Regions from separate parts of the Homo sapiens genome. Here all the other regions are linked to region 1. A link is an interaction called in ENCODE POLR2A ChIA-PET data of the cell type or tissue named here. Cell type or tissue: CD4-positive, alpha-beta T cell. All regions are shown on one strand. Links, peaks and the distances in the headings refer to the core of each region. The heading gives the core; the rest is flanking DNA.

The links. ChIA-PET counts read pairs that join two places held together with the same protein. Peaks named below come from ENCODE experiments on the same cell type or tissue, not always from the same donor. Only the 100,000 strongest peaks of a DNase experiment are listed, where the experiment ranks them.
Region 2: POLR2A ChIA-PET joins it to region 1 with 32 read pairs; 7 of 35 experiments call an interaction of 5 or more read pairs at or near these places.
Region 3: POLR2A ChIA-PET joins it to region 1 with 15 read pairs; 9 of 35 experiments call an interaction of 5 or more read pairs at or near these places.
Region 4: POLR2A ChIA-PET joins it to region 1 with 12 read pairs; 5 of 35 experiments call an interaction of 5 or more read pairs at or near these places.

The regions. Positions count from the first base shown.
Region 1 is chr10:62,180,317-62,185,195 of GRCh38, reverse strand. It overlaps a transcript of RTKN2 not described here. Among named protein-coding and RNA genes, the nearest start is that of LINC02621, 76 kb to the left of the region's middle. RefSeq lists an enhancer at 4,542-4,711. In CD4-positive, alpha-beta T cell, for the core only: no CTCF peak of the experiment used is centred there; a DNase peak (open chromatin) is centred at 1,595; H3K27ac peaks cover 2,478 bases.
Region 2 is chr10:62,236,714-62,241,592 of GRCh38, reverse strand. It overlaps RTKN2 (rhotekin 2), which reads left to right. Exons shown (of 12, transcript NM_145307.4): 4 at 398-451; 5 at 1,828-1,945. Among named protein-coding and RNA genes, the nearest start is that of LINC02621, 20 kb to the left of the region's middle. In CD4-positive, alpha-beta T cell, for the core only: no CTCF peak of the experiment used is centred there; no DNase peak of the experiment used is centred there; H3K4me3 peaks cover 625 bases.
Region 3 is chr10:62,104,282-62,109,160 of GRCh38, reverse strand. No RefSeq gene overlaps it. Among named protein-coding and RNA genes, the nearest start is that of LINC02621, 150 kb to the left of the region's middle. In CD4-positive, alpha-beta T cell, for the core only: no CTCF peak of the experiment used is centred there; no DNase peak of the experiment used is centred there.
Region 4 is chr10:62,081,302-62,086,180 of GRCh38, reverse strand. ARID5B (AT-rich interaction domain 5B) reads right to left here. Exons shown (of 10, transcript NM_032199.3): 9 at 281-479. Among named protein-coding and RNA genes, the nearest start is that of LINC02621, 180 kb to the left of the region's middle. RefSeq lists a silencer at 3,423-3,482. In CD4-positive, alpha-beta T cell, for the core only: no CTCF peak of the experiment used is centred there; DNase peaks (open chromatin) are centred at 2,570 and 3,310; H3K4me3 peaks cover 1,005 bases; H3K27ac peaks cover 2,735 bases.

The DNA.
Region 1 (4,879 bases), core at 1-4,000:
GTGGAGGTCCTATTTTTGATAGATTATAGAAATAAGGAGTGACAAGTCAAGCTGTCATGAGAGGAGAGTCATCTAAAGTTAGTACTGAAAACAGAAATTTGGCTGGCAAATTAGTTAGAAAAGGGAGGCAGAACAATGGGAAAATTTTTTGCAAGATTTCCTGGGAGTTGGGGATGGTGATGATGGCAGGGGCCCTGGAGTGACCGCTTACCAATTAGTGGTTTACCTGTTAACTTTGGCAGATGTTTTACCAGTGAATGGTAAGATTTCTAATTGAGCTTCAGGCAAGACTGTCTAGTGAAAACTATACTTCTATTTACTCTTCAGTAACTAACAAGGCCTGTTTTTTTCTTTACTTAGTTCTTATTTGAGATCTTGGTTAAGAAATTATAAAATATAAATAGAATATTAGCGACTTGGGTTATTTGGTTGTTGAGAAAGGGTTCTCTAGAGAAAATATAATTTCATAACTGCAGTACTTATTCAATTAGACTAGGAAGGCTCCTCAGAGGTAATCTACTTCAACCTCTTTCTGTAGGCGGAAGCCATGCTCCCAACCAATCATATTCATGAATATCCAGCCTCTGTTTGACATTATTCTTTAAGGTTGTTTGCTTTTAGAATTTTCAGCCCATTTCTTGTAAGTTCCAGTTCTAAGAAAGGCTTTTTTACATATTAAGACAACTCATTTTTCCTGAAACTTGCAATCTTTTCCACTGACTGCCTTTTGTGATTCTGATTGGTGGTGACTTTCTGGTTTTCTCTTTACCTCTGTGGGTGACTAAAGGTGATTTTTTTTGTTTTTCAGAATAATAGTAATCAACTACATAATCTCCAGAAACTGCCAGCAACTTCCAAATTCCTCTTCACATAGCTTCTCAAATACTTCATTAGAACCAGTGTGAAAAATTTAAAATACAATGTGACATTTCTCTAGTAGAATGTAAGCTTCATGAGGGAAAAGACAACGCGTCTCCTTCCTGTATTCCTAGCACCCAGTACGGCACCTGACACATAATAGTGACCTTAGAAGAATATTTAAGAGTCATTGAGTAAACATTTTGTAGAGCTGTCCATGTTTATTTTCCATTCAGTGTTTACCAGGTGTCTGCTATTTGGACAGTCACTTCATTGTTCATTAGTACATGACTTTGGTAAATATATCTCCTGTGAAGAGAAATATTATAACTACTATGGCATTCAACACTGGTATTTCAGTTACTCAACTAATCCACCCACTGATGGAGTGAACCTTGAATTAAATGCTTTGAAGAATAAAGTGAATCTTGATAAAAATCAAAGGCTGAAGAAATCTTGTTTGACAGAAGGCATGAACAAAAATGCTAAAATTAATACTGTTTGTGGAGAAACACTCATTCCACCGCAGACTAAATGGAGTTCATGAGTATCAAAATGCCTATGTGATCAAAAGGCAGAAACAGCTTCTTTTTACTAGGTCTGTTAATATTCCAGGACTCATAATATTGTGCCTACATGAGCACCTGTGTTTGTGGTAACTCAAAGTATTTGAACACCTTATCTCATCCAACCTCAAATTTCCTGTGAGGTATTTAAGCACCGAGAGCTCTTGGTACTGTTTTCAAGATGAAGCAGATGAATTAGAGAGGCTGTTCACACACCAAATTTCACAGAAGCCTATGGAGGAAATGACGGGGAGACTTACCAGTTAACACCCAGTTGCAGAAATCAATGTCAGAGCTTGAAAGGACCTTATAAACCCCTGATCCAATGTGGACTTTCCTAGTAAGACTTCTGTTTGCAGTGACTTGGTTCATTTCACCAACCACAAGAATTTTAAGTAATTTTTAATCATAAAAGTAACATAGAACATAGTAATACATATATACGTACATACATGATACAGAAAGGTATCAAAAAACAAAAACATATATTACTTCCTCCTCTAACATTCCAGTGCCAGTTTCCAAAGATTCCTATTACCCAGAGGTAACCACTGTTAATAATTTTTAATGTATATTTCCAAAAATTTTTTATGCATTTAGAAATGTGTGCATGTGGGTGATGGGTGCACCAAAATCTCAGAAATCACCACTAAAGAACTTACTCATGTAACCAAACACCATGTGGTCCCCCAAAAACCTATTGAAATAAATAAATAATAACATAATAAAGACTTAATAAAAAGTAAAATAAAAATGTGTACATGTATACATACACGCAATGACAGTTGGTCCTCAAATAACATCATTCCATTCAGTGTCATTTCATTATACTGTTGATTGGAAAAAAATTGATTTCTGCCCGGGGCCCCTGTCTGTGTGGAGTTCCCATGTTCTCCCCATGTCTGTGTGGGTTTTCTCTGGGTATTCTGGTTTCCTCCCACATCCCAAAGATGTGCATGTCAGGTGAATTGGTGTGTCTACATTGTCCCAGCCTGTGTGGGTGTGTGTGTGAGGTGCCCCCTGCTAGGGTATGGCGTCCTGGCCAGGGTGGCTTCCGCTTTGCACCCTGAGCTGCTGGGGTGGACTCTGGCCACCCTCAACCCTCATCTGGAATAATTGGGTAATAATTATCTTGTTTTTATTAATCTTTCTTAAAAGTATATATAGTTCGCATTTATTTCAGTGTTTAATATTAGAAGTGTTTTACTCTTTAGAAGTTTGGTGATGTTTTTGTGACCAGAAATATGCCATAGGAACTTAGCTCTTGTTTATATCAATTAGCCTGCAGTAATTTGGTTCCATTGTGTGTTTCCTTAAAGCTGAAGTTTCCAAGTACCTACTGATGACGTTAAGTGAGGACTTAACTTGTGTGTTGCAGCTCCTATTAAATTGCTGCACTTGGAAGCATAGTAGTCATTTCAAACTTTAAAAAGATCTTCTGCTATTCTGTTCCAATTCTGACCTTCTCACAGTTTTATTCATCTAGTAAACACCAACTCGATCCTTCCAGTTGCTCAGGTCAAAACCTTTAAGTCATCTTTGGTTCCTCTCTATCCAAAACACCATCTATCTAATTCACCAGCAAATCTTATTGAGTATATGTTAAAAATATCTCCAGAATCCAACCACTTATCACCATCTCCATTGCTTCCACCCTAACTCAAGCCACTAGCATCTGTTGCCTGAATTATTACAATAGCCTTCTAACTGGTCTCCCTACTACTACATAGCTTTCTACTGTCTATACTCAGGATAGCAGACAGAAGGATCCTGTGAAAACACAAGTCAGGTCGTATACCTTCCATGCGCAAAAAACATTCAAATGCTCCCCAGTTAATTCAGAGTAAAAGCTGAAGTAAAAGACTGTCCACAGTCTGCTGACCCCATTACCTATATGACTTAATCTCCTGCTACTCTAGAGAAACTTCACTCTCTTTGTTCCACATATACTGGCTTTTGCGCTGTCCTGAACATGCCTGGCATGCTCTTGCCTCAGGGCCTTGCACTTGCTGTTTCCTCTTCCTGGAATGCTCTTACACCAACTATCATCACTTCATTCAAGTCTTTTTTTTTTTTTTTTTTTTTTTTTTTGAGACGAAGTCTCACTCTTTCGCCCAGGCCAGACTGCTGTGGCGGTATCCCCACTCACTGCAAGCTCCGCCTCCCAGGTTCTCGCCATTCTTTTGCCTCAGCCTCCCAAGTAGCTGGGATTACAGGCGCCCACCACCGTGCCCGGCTGATTTTTTGTATTTTTAGTAGAGACGGGGTTTCACCGTGTTAGCCAGGATGGTCTCGATCTCCTGACCTCGTGATCCGCCCTCCTCAGCCTCCCAAAGTGCTGGGATTACAGGCGTGAGCCACCACGCCCGGCCTCAAGTCTTAATTTAAATGTAACTTTCTCAATCAGTCCTTCTCTAGCCCCTCTTAAAATTGCAACTCCATCCCCAAACTCACTCTGTATTCCCTTTCCTGCTTTTGTTTTCTCCTTAAAATTCATTTTTACTCATTTGTCTTTTTAGTTGTCTGTCTCTCTAAGGTAGATTATGTTTCTAAAGATGACTACAACATTAACTTTCATCCCACATGTTGTTTTCTAATGTGACATTGTCATTCTCCATCAAGAAATGGAGCCTATTTTGCCCTCACTTGAATCTGGGCTTCTGCCTTCCATCCTTGGGGTGCCTCCTCTTGGAAGTTCACAGCCATATTAGAAGAACAAATGCCCTGAGACCACCATGCTGTAAGGGGGCCCAAACTAGCCAGGTGAAGAAGAGGCCATGTACCAAAGCTCTGGACATGTGACTAAAGCCTTCTGGAACCGTCTGTGCCAACATCACCCATCAGCTGAAGGGAGTCAAGGAAGAGATCCAGTCAATACTAGATGGAACAGAAGAACTGCCAAGCTGAGCCCTGAATTCCTGACTCATAGAATTGTGATGAAATAAAGGTTGTTGTTTGAGGACACTATGTTTTGGAATAGTTCGTTAAGCAGCAATAGATTCTTGAAATATTCCTATACTATAATGCAAGCTCCACGAGGATAAAGATTTTTTATCGTTTTTGTTTTATTTTTTTGCCTGCTGCATCCCTGGTGCCTGCTGTAGTGCTCAGAACGAGGTAGGTGCTTGGTAAACATCTGTTGAATGAATGAATATATGAATGAAAGAGAGAGAGAACATAATGAAGAGAACATTACTAGTGGATCCATGTTTCTTTCCAGTGCCATGAAAAAATAGGATATGGAACCTAACTATGGCAGTAATAAGAGAAATTAGTGGCCATGGGCATGCTGCCTTGCAGGGCCAGCTTCCCAGGCTGGCCAGGATGCAGAGAACATTTGGCAATATATCTCAGGAAAACCAGTTTCACAGACATTGTCTTCAAACCTTTTCTTTTTGAGACATTAAATCAACCTTTTAATAAGCCAAATCATTGTCCTTTTAAGTATAAAGTAA
Region 2 (4,879 bases), core at 629-4,628, 56 kb before region 1:
CAAAAAAAAGAAAAATAGTATGGTGTTGGTATTTAGCTAGACAGTAATTAATAAATGATTCAAATTCATAAAAGTATAGCCAAGGAACAGACATTTACTCAGAATGGCATATATGATAAAGATGTCATAATTAATCAGTAAGGAAGAAACAGATATATATGGAGTTAGAACAGTTATTTTTATAAGAAGAATATATTTTTACCTCACAAAAATTTGACAGATTAACTTTTTAAAAGTACAAACTATAAACAATGTCTAGAAAATGTGCTGTTAAATAATAACACTTTATTTTAGCTATAGTAGTCAGAATTATTATGGAATGCAGAGGTTCAGGTCACTGTAAAGAATAAAACTTACCAAAATTATTACTTGTCATTTCTTTTTCCCTTCTTTATAGATATTCGAATACCACTAATGTGGAAAGACTCTGATCACTTCAGCAATAAAGAACGTATGTATGATTTTAATTTGTAATTGAAATGTTTTCTTTAGTATGTAGTGTATCTGATTATTGAGAAAAAAGACTGCTTCCTTGCTGAAATAAATTGATGTCATTTGAAAGAATAAGCAGCATCTTGAACTGTTTTCTGATTTTTAATATAAATATGTTGCAGTCACTTGATACTAATTAATATAGTGCATATGTAGTGTACTTTTAGTTGTTGATAGGAACCAGTGCTAGGACAGTAAGTACCGGGTTCAGAGTGGGAACGGGGGAAGGGAAATATGGAACAAAAGAAAATGTTTAGCGAATAAAGGTAAAGCCAACATTTCTTGTATTTGACCAGAATCTGGAAGATTTTTCTGCCTTATTTCATTACTTCAGGTTATTTAACAGGATGAAATAGGGAAAGATTTTTAGCTTGATCTGATTTTTTTTCCTTCAATATTTTATGGTTTTATACAGTCTTTACAAATCCGTGTATTGCTTAGGTCATGGAAATTAACCTCGAATGATTTCTAGCTATTAGAGGCAAAGCAGGAAAGATATGATAATACTTTATCTTTCTTGTCTATTGTGATAGCTTTGTTCCTTGTACTTTAAAAACTGAATCATATTAAGCACAATTAGTTTTATATGAAGAATTTAAAATCAGGTTAGTATTTATTATTCAATTAGGAAATATAATTTACTTTACAAAGGAATACATGTGGGAATTAAGTAAAGCTTTCTGATTACTAAAGAGAGTAAGTTTTTCTGAAGAGCTACATTTTCTCAATAATGAGGATTTAGCCTTTTAATCACCTAATACTTTTTAAAACATCACCAAATCAAAAGGCCCAGCAGCTATGTTTTTTGTGTTCTCATGTCTATTTTATTGTTTTGTTTTTTTTTTTCTTGTGGTTTCCTCCCTTGCTGTTAGTTTGGTGGAAAATATTTTGCTGTCGTTAATGTGCCTACTCTTAACCTCTTCTAATAAAAAACATCTTTTTCTTAAATAGACTTGGAAACCAAAATGACAGCGGTAGTAGTAGTGTGTGTGTGCACGCTTGCATGCCCGCGCATGTGTGTATATAAAGTTTACTATTAATTAAAGCTTAAGAAGTTTAATAGGAATAAAATTTATGAGTTTGGTGGTTTCTTTAGGCTGCTGAGAGGCCTGTATATTTAACTTTATTTTTTGCTTCCTTGTTTAATTGTGTTCTAGTTGAGTAAGGTATTCCTATATACTGGGAGAACAGTCACTGTAAGACTTAAGGGTTACAGTATACAATGTATGAAAAGAATCTATTAATAATATTTAACCTAATATTTATTTTCAAGTAGATTTTAACAATGATTTATTACATGGATTGTTGCTTAATATGTTGTTATTTTTCCTCCAGGATCACGACGCTATGCCATTTTTTGTTTATTCAAAATGGGAGCTAATGTGTTTGATACTGATGTGGTGAATGTGGATAAAACAATCACAGATATATGTTTTGAAAATGTAACCATATTGTAAGTATTTTTTAATCTTCAGAGAATAAAAATAATTTAAAATTCTTCTTTTTTAAAAGAAAGTTCTTATTATTGGTTCTTTGGATTCATTTTATGTTTAAATGTTTAAGTGATCTTTAAATGTTTAATATGATTTTAAAAATCATTTTGTTCAGAAGAAGTCCATTTCTCTATCTGCAGTTTTCTGATGTGAAATAAAAATGGAAATCTTGTAATTACTATTAGCAGTAAATATTTGACTTATTAGATATGACCCATTTTTAAATTGTTAATAAATATAGTTCAGTTATTAACAAAGCTATGCATACAACAGAATATCCTGTAATGTTATTTGATATAGAGAGAATTTAAGCATAAAACAGGATTTTTATCTCATGTAGGATATTTGGTTGCAGAAATACTAAAATAGTATAGCAACTTTATTTACAAGATAGTCCTGAAGTACATGCTATATAGGAAGAGCACTTTGAAATTTTGGGGTGTTCTTTTTCTTATGGTGCACTTCTTTCATGTACTTCAAAGCAATAAAAAAAAATGGGTGATCTCAGGGCTGTTTTTATTGTCCCTGCTCTTTTACAGGCTCATTTTATTGTGGTCATAATACAGAACAAGAAGGAACTCCTTGGGTAGCCATAGAAATCATTTTTAACTAACATAGTTTTTCCTGCCCTCCTTCAAAGGTTCTATGTGCCTAAATCAGTGTGGGATTTGTATTTTAGACTTTTAAAGACACGATCTTTAGATCTAAATGTTAATAGCTACTAACTATTAATATAAAAATCCATGTGCATGGTTTTTGCCATTTTCAGCTATGGAGCTAGACAGGTGAGATTTTAGAGGCCTAGTTTTGCCACTCACATAACATTAAAAAAACCTATAGTAAACCATATTTTGTAGCTTCTGGTCCAGTGTCTCATAGTAATAGTATAGCCTGGAAAAATAAAATGCATTGTTCTGAGTTATAAGTAGTAATTCAGGCCTTCTTACAAGCTGTATTGAACCAAAGGAATTTATTTAGGATCCAAAACATATCCCCAAATGCTTATATAATTGAGGCTAAAAAAATTACTTTTTTCTTGGTTATCTGAATACATTTATTTCCATTATCAACTATTGCTAGTGAACTTTTTTTTCTGCCAAAATTACCAGTTGATGGGCCCTTTTCTTCACATCATTTTGCTATTGTTTGTTTTGATCATGGAGACAAAAATCAGACTTTTTTTTCCAGGGAAAGAACAATAGAAGTTACTGAGGAAGACAACACATGATTTATAATTTTTTGAGAATTCTGTAAATATTTTAAATTGTACTAAAAATAACTGCTGACAAATGTTCTACATGTTGAAAAATGTGCTTTTTGTTATGATGATTGTTTTTAATAAGTATTCAATATTTATGAATCTCTGGTTTTTCTCTAAATATTGACATTTGTTAGTCATTACCAGGAATACTGCATGTTTAAAAGTTGCCAAATAATAAACTATAAAAATAGCTGGAAGTTATTCCTGGGATTTTTTCAAACTATAGATTGGCCATTTATATCTTTAAAAGTCTGTGCTCCATTTTTTAAATCTCTGAAACTGATGGATCTTCCATCTGCAAGTAACATCTGCTGCTGATGGACCTCTTTTGCAGTCTTAAGTATATTTTATTGTTAGTAACACCACCACAGTCTTTAATGCTAAAGGTAGTTCAAAGGTAGTTCGTTGTGTCTGAAAAAGGGTAAAGCCAATCTTAACATTTGCTAAAATTGCAGAATTTTGCGTATTTATTTGATAAATATATATCTAATACCTCCTACATTCCAGGCCAATACTAGATTAAGAACACAAAGATCACCCAGACAGCACCCATTCTCAAGGAGTTCATGCTTTGAAGTACATTTTTCCCCTGTATAACCAGATAGTAAAATGTTATTTATAGTTATTAGGTACAAAAGTGGGGGAGGGTCAGGGGACACAGTGACGAGTGCACTATAAGTGACTCTTTATAAAGAAGAAATGAAAACTAAAGGTTTAGCAGATTTTTTTTGGAAGAACAGTCATTTCAGAAAATTACACATATAAATACCTTAAAAATGTATTAAAGGAATGACAAGGAGAAATAGTATTGGCAACAAAATGACCAGGGTATTTTATGCTTTCTTTAACATGCCTATGTATATATTGGTTAAATTGAGTTAAGATTGCCCTAGTTTTGAAGCTGATATCTGTGAAAGTTGCGGTAACTCTCTCAGGCCATTTAGATGCTAAATAAACACTGAGAGATTCTGTCTCATTAACATACATTAACATAAACTTATTCCAAATTCTTATTTTTTTTCCCATAAACCTTGCACTTATTGAGGAGATTTTGCAATCTTCTCTTGGCTCCCCTGCAGTCTTTTATTTATTTTAAAAAGAAATTTTATTGTGTATATTTGAGGTTTATAACACGATGTTACAGGATACATATAAATAGTAAAATGTTACTATAATCAAACAGATTAACATCTATCATCTCACATAGTTACTTTTTGTGACAAAAGCAGCTAAAATCTATTTAACAAAAATCTCTAACATGATTTGATTAACATTCACCTCATGTTTTTACAGTACATTATATCTCTAAACTTATTCATCCTACATATCTGCTATTTTGTGTCCTTTGACCTATATCTCCCCATTTCCTCTCCCCCAGTCCTTGCCCATGGTAACCACTGTTTTTTTCTCTATTTCTATGGTTTTGAGCTCTTTTTTTTTTAATATTCCACATATAATTGAGAACACACAATATTTTCATTTCTATGCTTGGCTTATTTAACTTAATATCCTCCAAGTTCATCCGTGTTGTAGCAAATGGCAAGATCTCCTTTTTTAAGGCAGAATGGTTGTCCGTTGTGTGTGTGTATACACACGTAGCTTATTTTCTTTATCTGTTTTACCATTGATGGAC
Region 3 (4,879 bases), core at 374-4,373, 76 kb after region 1:
TGACAGATGGGAGAAAACTCAGCCAGGATCATAGGACACATTCCTGGGGTCCTGCAGGTCCTGGAGTCATGCAGCTGAAGGCTGCTGCATGGTTAGGCCCCTGGGACATGCAGGGTTCATAAGAAGGTAGGAGGGATATAAGCCATCTCAGTCTGCCCAACTAAGCAGAGGGGAGGAAAAGCATGAGGTGAGCCTGTATCTGTTTTTGCCATCTCACTCCACTTTATCTATAGAGAGGAAATGCTTGCACAAATCATAATGACATTCTCTTTTAAGCCTGATTTCCTTTCATTCATTTTAACTCTCTTGATGCTGAAGCCAAGCTCTCTGATGGCTACATATGGGGGAACCATTATTATGGGTGGCAAGTGGGGGGATCTGTGAGCTGATGGAAAGTCTCCTGCTCTAGAAATAGCTCTTCCTGGGACCCTAGCAGTGTTGGACAGGCCACCATTTGAACTTAAATCTTTTTGGTCAAAACATTATCTGGTATCTTTTTCTTTATTGCTGCCTCTTCCACACTTTTTTTTTCTCTAGAGGCAGGATCTTGCTATGTTGCCCAGGCTGGAGTGCAGTGGCTATTCACAGGCATGTACTACAGTCTTAAACTCCTGGCCACAAGCCTTAGCCTCCTCTGTAGCTGGAACTACAGGTATGCGCAACCACGCCTGGCTCTCCCACTTTTTATTTTATTTTATTTTTTATTTTTATTTTTTACTTTTATTTTTTATAAACTATAGACATTTAAAGAAGAAAAAGTCTGGGTGCAGTGGCTCACGCCTGTAATCCCAACACTTTGGGATGCTGAGGCAGGTGAATCACTTGAGCTCAGAAATTTGAGACCAGACTGGGCAACATGGTGAAACCCCCGCTCTAAAAAAAAAATACAAAAAATTAGCCAGGCGTGGTGGTATGCACCTGTAGTTCTCAGCTGGAGGCTGAGGTGGGAAGATCCCTTGAGCCTGGGAAGTTGAGGCTGCAGTGAGCCATGATCGTGCCACTGCACTCCAGCCTGGGTGACAGAGTGAGACCCTGTCTCAAAATAAATTAATTAAATAAAAATAAAAAATAATGGCTGGGTATGGTGGCTCACGGCTCTAATCCCAACACTTTGGGAGGCCAAGGCGGGTGGATTACTTGAGGTCAGGAGTTTGAGACCAGACCAGCCTGGCCAACATGGTGAAACCCCCGTCTCTTCTAAAAATATAAAAATTAGCTAGGTGTGGTGGCACACACCTGTAATCCCAGCTACTCGGGAGGCTGAGGCAGGACAATCTCTTGAACCCAGGAGGTGGAGGTTGCAGTGAGCTGAGATTGTGCCACCGCACTCCAGTGGGACCCTGTCTCAAAATAGTAATAATAATAATAATAATAATAATACTATTAATAATAATAATAAGAAGAAAAAAAGTTCATCATCTCACTACTCAGGTAATCCATGTCCATATTTTAACGAATGAAAGTAATTCACCTATGTATTTTTAAAACTTCCAATAGTAAAGTATGAAATGAAACATAAAAGTCTTCATGCATCAGCTCTTTGTCTCTGCCCAAAAGTAGCCACTTGTAAAATATTTTTTATTGCTTTTAGAAAATGTGTTTATTTCTAGACCAGTGTGCATGTCTGTCTGTCCATCTATTCCTATAAAATTGACATAAAAAGAATGATTCAGTACACACAGTCCTCTACCTCTTTTTTCCCTGTCTCTGATATACAGAAAGCTACTTCATTCTTTTTCACAGCTGATAATAATCTATCAGATAGGAGGAGCCCCATAGGCTATGTAACTATCCCTTACTGATGGGTTACTTTTCCTTGTTGCTGTTACAAACAATGCCACAGGGAACACACCTGTACATATCTCTTGACCAACATGTGCAGGGATAATTATATAGGTAAATTCTTAGCAAGCAAATATTACTGAGTAAAATAATATGTACCTTTAAAAGTAGATGGACTTTGTCAAGCTTCCTTCCAGAAATGAACCAGTCCACCACCCCTGCCCCACATCAGTGTCTGACAGTGCTTGCCTGTCAATAGCCTTCTCAGAACAGGACTCATCACTGTAGGTTCTCATAACATGAGTTAAGAAACAATCTGTTGCTGCTGTTTAATTTTCATTATTTTACTTACAAATAATATTGAGCATATTTTCATACTTACTATGTCTTATTTTCACTTTTTGGTAATTAACTACTGATAAGCTTTGTCAATTTTTTTTTCCTATTGGATTGTTCGTTTTCTATTTTATTTACAAAAGCTTTTTGAAAATGAAAGCAATTAGCTCTTTTCCTGTCACATCCATTATAAATATTTTCCCAACTTGTCACTCGTTTCTTCTCTTAGTTGAGGGTATATTTTTACCCACCCCTCCAAAAAAAAATCACAATTTTTATATAGTCAAATTTAACTTTATGGTCTCTGGGTTTTGAATCCTTCCTAGAAAGGCCTTTCCTATTCCAGGAGCTTAAACACAGTCATTTATTTTCCTAGAACCATTATAGCTCATTTTCTATATTTAATTTTTTTTTTTTTTGAGACGGAGTCTCGCTCTGTCACCCAGGCTGGAGGGCAGTGGTGCAATATCGGCTCACTGCAACCTCTGCCTCCGGAGTTCAAGCAATTCTCCTGCCTCAGCCTCCTGAGTAGCTGGGACTAACAGGCACCTGCCACCATGCCCGGCTAATTTTTTTGTATTTTTGGTAGAGACGGGATTTCACCGTGTTAGCAGGATGATCTCGATCTCCTGACCTTGTGATCTGCCCGCCTCGGCCTCCCAAAGTGTTGGGATTACAGGCATGAGCCACTGCTCCCGGCCCTACATTTAAATTTTTGATCCATCTGGAATTGATGTTACTAAAATAACTGAAGTAAGGATCCAGCTTTATTTTTTTTCTCCAGTCAATTGATCTAGCACTGTTTACTGATTAATTGCCTTTTCCTCACTGTTTTAAAGTGTTGCCATTTCATATCTTAGTTCCCGTATGATTTTGGTTTCATTTATGAACTCTTCATTCTTATTCATTGATCTATTTTTCCCTAATGCCAAACCATTTTAATTATTAGAGCTTTAAAATAGTTTTAGTATCAGTCATCTAGTTCTTACTGTTTTTCATTTTCAACACTTTTTCTGACTCATCTTCATAATTAGTTTTACAAACAAACATTAATATTATTTTGTTAAGTTAAAAATTGCTATTTCAGTTGGGATTTCATTAAATGTACAAATTAACTTAGGAGGAAATGATATTTTTCTATCAAAGACCATAGTGTGTCTTTCCATTTGTTAAGTCATTTTTAGGTCTGCCAATAGGTTATCAAAGAGTTTTTAATAAAAGTCCTGCAAATTACTTGTTATATTGATCTTTAGGATTCTTTTCAGTTGCTGTATTTTAAATGAGATCTTTTCTTTTACCATAACCTCTAACAAGTTACGGTTTAGGAAAGCCTACTGGTTTTAAATAGTTACTTAGCAACTCATCTCTTCTCTGAATTCTCTTCTTGTTTTTTATTGTTTTCCAGTTGGTTCTCCCAGGTTTTCTGGGCCTGGTATCCTCTTTCAGAATGTAAATTATCCCATAAGGTGTAATATTTGTCAGATCATTTATTGATTAATATTTGACTAGGCCTGTGTTATGCGAGGTTGTGCTCCAGTTGTAAATGAGCCTGTACATTCCTACTTGGGTACTTCCCCTACAAGTCCTGCTTCCCCACCTCAACCACTGCCTTTCCTCTCTCTCAGTTCCTACAACACCCGGTGCTCCTTCTTGTTTGTGAGATTTCATGTATCTTATTTCTCTATTCATCACTTCTCAGACCTTCACTTAAAGGTTACTTCCTTCAGCCAGGCGCGATGGCTCATGCCTGTAATCCCAGCACTTTGGGAGGCCGAGGCAGGCCACTCACGAGGTTAGGAGTTCAAGACCAGCCTGGCCAAGATGGTGAAACCTGTCTCTACTAAAAATACAAAAATTAGCCTGGCGTGGTGGTGGGTGCCTGTAATCCCGGCAGGGAATTGCTTGAACCTGGGAGGCGGAAGTTGCAGTGAGGCGAGATCACACCACGGCACTCCAGCCTGGGCGACAGAGCGAGACTCTGTCTCAAAAAAAATAGTCACTTCCTTCAAGAGACCTTCCCTGAGCCTTGGTTGATGGTACCATTTCCTTTGCTCTCCTCCCTAAAGGTCTTTGACTGTCGTCTTTTGTAACACCCAACATACTTAGAAGTGCTGCTGTCATACCTGCCTTCCTTGCTAGACTTCCAGCTCCAGGAGAAAGAGAGGCACAGCCTTCCTTGGTGCTGTAACTGGAGCTCCCAGACCGCCTGGCACGTATAGATGACCAAGGGGTATTTGTTGGATTATAGCCTAAAACAGCCTGCTGCAAACCTGACATTTTTTTATGTCTTTGGTTTTACCTTAAAACTCAGAAGAATTTTGCCTTCTATTACATACTATGTTTGTATTATTTTAAATCTAAAATGAATTTTTTTTAATGGTGGAGTAGATTAACAAACACAGCAGGGTTTCCATGCCTTTGTGAATGGCTAGAGATTTAAACTCTTCATCTTTAACTTAAAAGATGAATTAGCTTCTTAATGACCTTATATTATTATTATGGGCTGAATGTCTGTATTCCCCCAAAATTCCTACGTTGAAATCTAATTCCCAATATAATGGTGTTTGGAAGAGGGGCCTTTGGGAGGTGATGGGGTCAGGGATAGAGCCCTCGTGAGTGGGATGAGTGCCTTACAAGGAGAGACTAAAGAGATGAGCTGTCTTATTTGTCATGTGAGGATACAAGGAAAAGATGGGCATCTGCAAACCAGTAAGCAGACACTCACCAAACACTGAATCTGCCGGCACCTGCATCTTGAGCT
Region 4 (4,879 bases), core at 880-4,879, 100 kb after region 1:
GAGCATTTGCTATCAGTTTTCTACAGGATGTTTGTATCTTTCTAGATTCTATTCCTGGGCTATCTCATTCAATACTAGGCATTGGATTTCATCTCATGAGCAAGCTGAAAGGCTTTCAGGAACTGGGGAACTATGTGGGGAACTGTGAAGCTTAGATTTCTTGGTTTCTTCATCAAGCCATCCAACTGTGCAGGGACACAGCTGTGGATTCAGGGCTCCAGAAGGACCTCGAGGCAGCACATGTCTTCCAGAGGTATTTCTATGGAGCAAAGCAACTCACCTCTGCTGCATCCTGGGGCTTTGGGGCATTTTCTTTTTCTTTCTTGCTTTTAGGTATTTCATGTTTGATGCGTTTGGTTCCAGATACTTTTGTTTTGTTCTCATTTTCCTGTGAACTGTTCTCCTGTTTCCGAGGTTTGATTGGAGGCAGGGGCTTATCTTCTTCTCCTTTAATAAATCTTTCATATGGTAGGATTAATCTAAAAGGTTAACAGAAGAGATGATCGGTCAGTTGAGTAATTCCAGTAGCATCAATGCTATGGGGGTTTACTTTCTTTTCTCAATATAAGCAAATTATTAAATGACTTCATCTCCAGTGACAGTGCTATACTTCTATAAACTTACTCTACACTTTAGTGTTCTGCTTCCTTGGTCAAAATCAGTACCTGGTAACTTAATACTTCTCAGCAAGACCTCTTTTTGGTTTTGTGGGTCTATAGACCAAGATACCAATGGAAGCATCCAACATTAACAATATCACCATCACTCCCCATGGCACCTGGCTAAGTGCTAACAAAACTGCAACAATAATGCTAGCTGCTTTACCAGTCCATCAACAACTATTTATTGAGCACATACTATAGGCAGTGTTCTAGGCACTGAGACACAGCCATGAACCAAACATTCAAAGCCTCTGAGCTCATGAAGCTTATATTCTAGTAGGTACTAGCATGTGCCAGGTACATTTAAAGATTATTTTATGTAAACTCCACAATATCCCTATGGAGTATTATTATTATTCTCTTTTTTAACATATGAGGCAATTGAGGCCTATAAAGGTTAAACAATTTGCCTGAGTCATACCATTTGTTAGAGGTGAGATCTGAACCTAGTGCTGCCCATCTGAAAACATTTTATTTTCATTCATGTCAAGATAGAGATGAAACATCTAAGATAAAAAGGTCAATGAGAGGCAAGCACAGCGTGGCCAAGAGACAGTTTAGTCTTATCCCACAGCTCTGAGTGGGGTAGGGGACTCCACTAGGAGTTCTGTTTTAGTGTGCTAAGTAAAAGACCGCCCCAGCGAGAAGGAAGGCAGACAGACTATGCAAGCCACAAAAACCAGAGGCCTGAAAATTTCAAGCATTTAAATTATATAACTTTTTAAACAAACTGCATAAAATTGCTCTAAAAAGAGAAACATCAAACAGCTCTAGTTTTAATCTGTTTTCCCTTTGCGACGTAGCTCTTTATCTGAAAGGGAAAAATAGCTGATGTAATTAAAAGGGATGGATTGCATTACAATCTCAGTTTCAACTTCAGTGATTAAAGTTTTTATAATGCATTTGGTATGATTAATGACTCACTGTGGGATTAATATAAGACTCAGCCTTAAAAATATGAACTTTAATACAGCAAACATAATTTGTTTTAAATAAGACAAGTTGACTCAATGAAGAAAATGTACTTGGCTTATAAACATCATAAGTCTGTTCAAATATTGGGGATCCTGATTATTTTTAAACTAAGATTCCCAGGCAAAAACTTCCTTGGTCTGGATATTGGTTTGCTATCCTAAAATTGGTTTCTATCTATGTTATTTGGATCTCAACTGCTTAACCATACACGATTGTTCAGGTTTGACAGTACGGATGTGGGGACATTTGTGATCCTAATATTTTGCTCTTTAATAAAATACCAATAAAACTATGGGAAAATCAGATCCCAATTTATAGCATATTAGAAACAAAATTCATTTACTGAGCATGCTTGGACAAGGTATGAGCAAGGAGGCGTGAATAATACTTTGGAGCCCTACATCTGGCAGTTGGCCAGCCATGAAGATCAACAGAGCCCATGGGGAATAGTTATCTTCAGATCCCATTACAAACTGAGTTTAAACATGTTACAGCTGCTAAAACTGGAAACTGCCCTCCCTATGTAGACTTACTAAAATAATATATGGCTGCCAAATACCTGCTTCCCACTGTAATATTACAGTTAATGTTTATATAATAAAAAGCATAACTAAGCACAAAGAGAAAAAAGCAATCCTGTTCATACTTGAATTTATTCTGTCTCATCTGTAAAGTCCCCAACATTCCCCCCAATTCCTTTTTTCTGCCTGGTTCTGCCAGGGACTTTATCCTCTTCAATATTGGCAGGTTGTGGATTTTTGTCTGGGAGCAAAATGCATTGAATATTTTAAACTGGAAAGATATTTTAAATTGACTTTAATGGAAACATATTTTATTGTTGGGACAGATAGGTTTGTTTTACTTTTGTTTTGTTGCCATGGGAACTCAAGGAACACTGTAGTCTGGGTATTCCAATGATAGCAATTTGCTGGTACCACCCTTCCCCCAGCTTCATTTTCTGATGGAGATGGTGACACCACGAGGGACCCTCTTTACTGAGAAGAATGACAGCATTACCTCTGAGTGTGGGAAGGAGGAGGAGGGAAAGCAGAGAATTGGGTGGGAGAGACACCCCATGGACGCCCAAGGACCCCTCACTCTGGGTTCTGAGAGCCCTGGGCCAACCTGGCTCTCTAGATGGGTGCTAAGGAGACTTTAATTTCCTTTTCTAATTTTGCAAGTTCACAAAGTAGGGCACCATTCTCATTTCGGTTCCTTTTTTTTTTTTTTCATTTTTTCTTTCATTTTTTTTTTTTTTTCTCCCCTTCACTCAACTCAGCAGCTGGCTGGCTGACAGCAGTAAAAAATACATTTCACTTTGCTGGTCAAAGGCCTAAAGCCAGAAGCAGGAAATCTGGAATTAAATGTTTCTTGTATCTGGAAAGAGGCATGACTAAGGTAAAACTGAATCCAAACACAAGCCCTACTTGTTCAAGGCTTCCAGAGAGAGTATATGAGAGTGTGTGAGTGTGTGAGAGAGTGTGTGTGTGTGTGTAAAGGTCAACCGAGTGTTTTTTCCCCCCCTTCTAAATCATTGAAAGATAATTATAGTGGCTTGGGGAAAAAAGCCTCCTAAAATAAAACAAGCAAGGCAGAAGCTAAAAGGAAGCAAGTAGAAATATGACCAGCTAAGCTTTGAAGAACAGGGCACGGTCTCGCACGGCACACAATCGCTGCTTCATATAGTGATTTCCGTTTGGTGCAATTTTCACTGAATGTTTTTTCAGTTATCCTGTCATGGTACAACACAATTACCCCACAGGATATGATCTTATCATATGATTATTAGAAGTTTTTACAGTACAAGAGGACAAAAGCTATTATAGGTTTCTGAACATTTAAACGTTCAACGTACATGTGGTACCATTAAAAACAGGTTAGCCTTAGATTAGGTCAACATTGCCCTATGTAGAAAGCTGAGTAGGTTTGTATTATATAAAGAATTTAGTAAAATGCACCATGCCTGCGCCTTGAGGTTGATTATTTCTCAAATATTTGTAGCACAGCAAAGATTTTATCAGTTTCTAAACTGTACAGATAAAAGCAAACATGCACTCCAGCCCCCAAGAATTCATTACACAGGAGAAATATTTTCAATGGACTGCAACTCTAAGAATGGGGGCTGGCTTTTAGGTGGGTGGAAGTAATGGGGAAGAGAAGCAATATATTCATTAGAAAATCCAGAGATTTTCCCCTTCCTGATCTACATCTAGTCTGGGGATTGAAAGCTGGACAGATAAATGGGCCTTTATTATTATCCAGATTTCACATTTCAGATTAGCAAAATGCTTATTTACGATGCGATTAATGGATCTGAAATAGGTAAGCCATTATGTATTAAAAAATAACATCTTTCCATAGGCATAAGATTTGTAGCAGCATGAGATTTTATTTTTCCCTAGGAATAATACAAGAATAACATTTTCCACCCCAAAGCAGAAACAGTAGGGGGGCCTTTTGCTATCACGGAGATTCTTATTAAATTCAGTCACTGTGAAAAGCAAGATTTTTTCCCCTCCTCATTCTTCTTTCTTAAAAAAAAAAAGACTTAAAATCAACCCAAGTTAAAATTAACAAGTCAATAGCATTATAACCTTGATTTGTTAGCATCTGAGCCACTAAATTATCATCATACATGAAATTGCTGGTTTGAAAAGATTTCGGCTTTGCTAAATCTCAAGTTAAATAATGGTGCTTAGTACACTAGGTTTTTAGATCTGCCTCATCTGATATTATGAAAAATTCAATACATTTCTCTACAGCAGAAGTCAGGGGTCAGCAAATCTATTACTGTAATGTAAGTAATCTGGCAACCTGCCAACTCTTTCTCCCTTTTATTATTTTTTTAAACACTAAGGCAGATAATTTTATATTTACAAAGTCTAAAATCCTCCAGGGCCTTGCCTCTCTTTCTCAACAAAAACCAGCAGCCTTGCATTAGAGAAGTGTGTATCACACATGTCCTCATCATTTGCATTTTGTACAAAAGAAGAAAAGACCCTTCATCTTTATTACACAACATTCCCCTCCCTTCCTCAGAAGCAGAGGAAAAATAATGTCAAATCTCATCTGAACCAGTAACCACTAATGTCTCCTGTATTGATTAATGCTTGCATGGAATGACTGAACTTTTGGGCCAAAATATTTAGCAAACAGTGCTTAATAGGAAAAACGAGAATCCATCTATTTACAGAGCTTGAAAAATGGTATTACAATAATGTCTGGAACTGATTGAATCCAGA